2 separate regions of the Homo sapiens genome follow, and region 2 is linked to region 1. A link is a loop called in an ENCODE intact Hi-C map of the cell type or tissue named here. Cell type or tissue: Caco-2. All regions are shown on one strand. Links, peaks and the distances in the headings refer to the core of each region. The heading gives the core; the rest is flanking DNA. Region 1 overlaps ZFAND3 (zinc finger AN1-type containing 3). Region 2 overlaps ZFAND3 (zinc finger AN1-type containing 3).

Evidence for each region. A loop is a pair of places that touch in the nucleus more often than their neighbours do. Peaks named below come from ENCODE experiments on the same cell type or tissue, not always from the same donor. Only the 100,000 strongest peaks of a DNase experiment are listed, where the experiment ranks them.
Region 2: a loop joins it to region 1, with 2.1 times the contacts of the local background. A loop is called at or near these places in 1 of 110 quality-filtered maps.

The regions. Positions count from the first base shown.
Region 1 is chr6:38,033,170-38,036,088 of GRCh38, reverse strand. All of the region lies in intron 2 of ZFAND3 (zinc finger AN1-type containing 3), which reads right to left. Among named protein-coding and RNA genes, the nearest start is that of ZFAND3, 210 kb to the right of the region's middle. In Caco-2, for the core only: a CTCF peak has its summit at 1,561 (motif pointing left); no DNase peak of the experiment used is centred there.
Region 2 is chr6:38,109,484-38,112,402 of GRCh38, reverse strand. The region is part of intron 4 of ZFAND3 (zinc finger AN1-type containing 3); the gene reads right to left. Among named protein-coding and RNA genes, the nearest start is that of ZFAND3, 290 kb to the right of the region's middle. In Caco-2, for the core only: no CTCF peak of the experiment used is centred there; a DNase peak (open chromatin) is centred at 1,832.

The sequences.
Region 1 (2,919 bases), core at 189-2,688:
AGGGAGAACAGACTCAAGAGTCTGGGAGAGAGGGGACCCTGAATTCTTGGCTGCACTCTCCTGGAGGAGACTTTCCATAACATGGAGCTGGGAGAGGTAATGGATGGAAGCTGGTTGTGGCTCAAATGCCACAAGGTCTCCAGTTCTTACTGAGATTTAGTAGACTTTATTGAAAGTATTTCTCCATTTGCTGTGTGCCCTTAGGACAATTTCCAGAGACTTTAAATGTTTTGCTTTAAATAATTTTAACTAAATGGCCTTTTCACCTAGAAGGTCAACCAAGCTCCACACACCAGCATTCTAGAAATTCCCACCCTAAACAATTTCTAGAAAATTAAAACATGGATATGAGATAGAATCTGCACCTTTCCTAGATTAGTGGTGTTTGCTGAGTTCTTGAATGACTCAATACTGCTTACACAACAGTTCATATTACAGAAAAAGAAAAGGCAGGAATTTGTATTAAGTACAATAAGAGAATTACATTAATGAGGATCTCCCATATGCTAATTAAGCAACCTAAGTTTACTATTTCGTCAGTGTCTAAATATAAACAATATTGATAACTCAGAACATGGGTACCTAAGAAAACAAATCACCCTCTCTCCCTTTTTGAGGATTATTTTTAAGACTTTCAAAGCTAAAATACACAATTATTATATATGTATTATCTTGGTTGCTTAGAAACCGTGAGACACGTCCTGAATAAGCAAAATTAGAGCAGCATAAGGAGGGAACCCTTTGTTAAAAAGAAGTTTAGAGAAAAATGCCTTGGCTATGATAATATATTTTGAAAATGAGACTGCAAAGTAAAGAAACATAATAGAAGATTCGGGATGTCACATGTGAAGATATTTTCTTAAGCAAAATACTTTTAAGTATTTCTTACTGCTCTCGAGTTACACACTTCAGCTATAGTTCACCAAGGAAAAAGAACTTTAATGCATGTATAAAACTTCCATAATCCCATGCATCAAAAAAGCCACCAAGAAAGAAAAGCAGGCCTATATTTATGAACCCCGAAAGCTCAACAGGAAATCAACTTTACACTAGGCCCAGGAAGTGTAAAAACTTAAATTTCCAGTAAACTGTGACTATTTAACAGCACAAATTAGAAGCAAGACAACCATCAACAATCCTATACATGTAATAGGAACCTTCTTATGTGCTGCTATTTCCATACTTAGAAAAAATAAAAATAAAAATAAAACCCTTTTTGGGAAGTGGTATGAGAACAATTGTATGTATCAAATTAAAAGTCAAATTTGAAGTATTAATCAAAAAGGCCTATGGGAAAATAAATACCATTCAATGAACAAGCTACAATTCCTGCTGAGGACTCAACTTAATTCCTCTTTTGTCTAGATCAACTTTTTAAAATGCCTAGAAGTCCCTATTTGGGGAGAAGATCCATTATCAGCTTTTGACAAAGAATCTTTTTTTCTTCCCCTTTTTAAAATATTAATTTTGAAGCCACACTGGAAAAAATGATCTTGTTTATTTTTAGTTACATTGGTCAAGAATCTTTCAAAAGATACTGCATATTTTTCAAGACAAGCCAGCAAACACATGATGTGCTCCCTCTGCTGGCTTTGCAGTAGTTCTTTCTTAGATGCTCCTTATATCTTGAACTGGAAATGCAAATACTTTTTTCCTAATAAAATAACTATCAAAGGGTGATACATCCCAGTATAATATATCAGGCGGCTTTTCAGTAAAGCAGGTTTAGCAACAGTATATTAGGCCAACCCCAATGGACTTTATCCTTTCTTATTCTGCATTATTTTCTTGCATTTTAACATCTCCATTTCTTGCATGGGTTGGAGTAGAGGTGGAGAAGGTAAAAGCTTCATACAAAGAGAAAAGGAAGAGACTAGTTTGCCCCACTAAATAAAAACACTGTAGATGCAATCTGGCACATTTAAGTTCACACAAAAGATGAAACTGAATGTAAAACATAATAGGCTTTTCTTAAAAAGCTGAGGAAATCACTGTTTAAGAAGCCCAACATTGTACTACCACTTTTTTTCAGATCCCTAAATGGACAAAAGGTTAGAAAATCAATGCACAAGCTAGAAAATATTTTTTCATTAGAAGTCTTTTTAAATTCTAGAATTTTAAGTCATTTGTAAAATAAAATTTATTTTGAAACAGTAAGTACCCTTTTAAACAAAGCTTTAACTCTGCTTGTTTAAATAAGCTATTAATTTTAATTATTTTGCCAAGTGCCATTAAATAAATGTCACAAGAGTTGTCATAGAGATACCCTGTGATTGACTGACTGACTGAGCTATCCCTGAAAGCTTTCAGAGAGAACATGAAAATCTACCTGCTTCTTGGCTATCAGTAAAACAAAAGATAGAAGGAGTTTCAATTCAAGGCACAGTTGCTAATTATGTAACAAGTACAGTCAATTATAGGCACTGACATAGAAAACTGTGGATTGGCATGTAAAATTCAGTACAAATAGAGAAATGAGTAAATGGAAAGGTGAATAATCTTTTCAGACACAGCTGAATTACTGCTTTAAACTACTAGCTGTCACACACATGCTGTTCTAATTACCTGGTTAAAGCAGCCTGCAGGCCATTCCTTGTGAACCCCTGTCTTAAAATGAGGTGACGAGGGGAAGGTTGCAATAAATATAAGTTCTATTAACTAGGTCAAACAAGTGGCTGGTGCAATGACATCAACTCTAGCTAGAGAAACATTTCAACTTGATTTACACAGAGAAAGGCAAAATTTCCTTTTTTAAAAAAATAATGAAGATTGGAAAAGCTGGATTAATATTTTCCAGCCTATTCCTGAATACAACATCCCTTCTCATTATAGATGAGAGTCTATATTATATGATGTTTAGTTTCTAGAGAGAGTAAACTAAATCCAACCCCTTTCTGATCTTCTTACAGGTCTAAATAA
Region 2 (2,919 bases), core at 311-2,810, 76 kb before region 1:
GTAGCAGGAGGAACTCCCGTGCCAAGCTGGAAACCATTCCCACCCCAGGAGTTAACAGTGACTTCTAATTAAGGTCCTTCATAAAGGGCCAACAAAGCAGATTCTTTTTTTCCAGTATGCTTTTACTTGAGAACATAATCTAGTGTAGTAGATATACCCACACAGAGCTGCCGCTCCCCCATTCCACGTTCACAACTCTTGGTACTCACCAGACCCCTGCTTTCTCTGCCAATGTTTAATAGAATGAGAAAGATATCACATCAGATCTAGTCAAAGGAAAGTCTGATCAAGAATCATAATGTGATTAAATAAGGAAGGAAAATCTTAAGAAGAAGGATTTTGCCTATTTAGCTTTCTTGGTTTGAAAGTAACTGCGCTTAATTTTCGACAGAGAGACAAGTACTGCACAGTCCGTCTCTCGGTATCCAAGGGAGATTGGTTCCAGGACCCCCCAAGGATACCAAATTCCATAGATGCTCAAGTCCCTTATATAAAATGGCAAAGTATTTGCATATAAGCTACATACATCCTCCCGTATACAGCTGACCCTTGAACAACATGGGGTTTGGGGCGCTGACCCCTGTTACAGCTGAAAATTTTCATATAACTTCTGACTCCCTCAAAATTTAGCTAGTAATAGCCTCCTGCTGACCAGAAGTCTCACTGATAACACACAGACAATTAACACATATTTTGCATGTTTTATGTATTACATACTGTATTTTTACAATAAAGTAAGCTACAGGAAAAAAAAATTAAGAAAACCATATGGAAGAGAAAACACAATTTCTCTTCCTTAAGTGAAAGTGGATCATCGAAGTCTTCATCGTTGTTGTCTTCACGCTGACTAGCTGAGGAGGAGACGAAGGAGGAGTGGGGGGCTGGTCTTGCAGTTTCTGGGATGGCAGAGGCAGAAGGAAATCTGTGCATAGTGGACCTGCACAGTTGAAACCCATGTTGTTCAAGCATCAACTGTACTTTAATCTTCTCTAGATTACTTATAATCCCTAATACAATATAAACACTATGTAAATAGTTGTTATACTGTATTATTTAGGGAATAATGACAAAAAAACTACATGTTCAGTACGACACAATCATCCATTTTTTCCCAAATATTTTCAGTCTATGGTTGGTTGAATCCACAGATGTGGAACCCATGGATATGGTGGGCTGGTTGTACAGTAATTTTAAAGACATGGAATCTTCTGAAGAGAGGAATTCTTCTAATTGTACTTTCCTAGCCAGTCTCAGAAAGTAGTGTTAAGACTTTCAATTTAAGAACACAGTTTAACTGGAAAGCTTAACTGGAGACAACAAACAGAGCTACTTCTTTTAAAATTCTGTTTTGTCTCTGGCAGAAATTCACATTTGTTCCTTACTGTCATTCTTGTCTTTATTACTCATGTTCCCGCCTGAAAATTTCCAAATAAATTGTGTCATGCCTGTCAAAGCTGAATCTCAATCTCTCTTAATCTCCTGTCACCCTGCAGCTGGCAGCCTGCACACACCCCGTGCACTAACCATGGCTGTGGCTTCCTGACATCTCAGGCAGACAGGCTTTTAGGCCTCCGTACAAGCCAACACTCACAATACAGAATAGGAGAGTGGGAGAAGCAATGCGGCAACAAAGAGAAGAAAGCCTTCTGCTATTCCCTTCACCCACACCGTCCCTTACTTCTACGAAAGATGAATCTGTTTAATCTCAGGCTCTATGACAGCTCTTGAGGTACTCAATCAGTTTTTTTAGAACCTATCAGTCTCTTGACAGATTGACATTTATGATCCCAACAGCCTGTGCAAACATCAGTAAGAGCAATAATTAACGAACCCTCACACATCACTGCTGTTTCTCCTTCGACCACTTAAAAGGAGCTTTTAGCTGGTAAAACCTTTGTCCACGAAAAATACCACACTCTCACTGGAAAAACTGATAAAAGAGACTTGAAAAAAACCTGCTTTACAGGTACTTTCTGTGTTTCTCCTCATGCTTTGCTTTCGGGGTATATGCTGGGATTAGATTCATCTTCTCCTGACATTTTACTCTGTGTGCCATGAAAGACTTTGAGAAAACACCTTGCTACCCATTAAAAAAAAATTCCCACCTCATTTGACTGAAATTTTCCCTTCCTTTCTTAATGTTCCCAATGACCCTAAAATAATTTTGGAGTAACACATCTGTTGAAAAGCCATTGTGTGGACAGAGAACAAGGTTCAAGAGGCTGATTATTAAAATTTTGTGGAGAATGCCATCATCTTCATTTGATATGGAGACGAATCTAGCTTGAAATACTCCTAGGATGCCATGTCCTAGATCATAAACATTTAAAAAGTCAGTTGTTCACAAACTGCCAGGCAGTATAATTCCTAAGCATTAGTCTCCCTCTCCTCCTGGGAACACAAGATTGGGAAATCTGGAATGGCTGATCAGGAAGGCTGACCATCTTGGGAGTGCACCTGAGCTTTGAGGTCTTTGTCCTTAGTATGCTCAAAAAACATACGGCATCAGAAATCTTCCTGGGGCCAACTCTTATCATCTACCAATCAGATTTTGGTCCTCCGGATAGCAACGCAGAAGCTGCTTCTGCGGAGACATTTTTGACTAGAAGACAGTTTAAAGAGCCGCAGAACACACAGAAGTCAGGAGTCATAATAAAATTATCATATGCCCTTCAGGAGATGAGTACCCAAAACCCCAAAGGTATGTTTTAAAGACTGAGATTAGGTTTTTCACTTCCTCACAGCCCATCTTCCCTTCCCATTTCTGGTGCACAGGAACTTGGAAGCTGATTTTGGCGGTACACCATGATACCAGAAACAAGTGACTATGAACTCATCAAAAGATCAAGCAGGAGAAGCTAATGGGCCATGGGGGAACAGCTCTCCATCAAATAGAACAATCTTAAATGAAAGTCATGG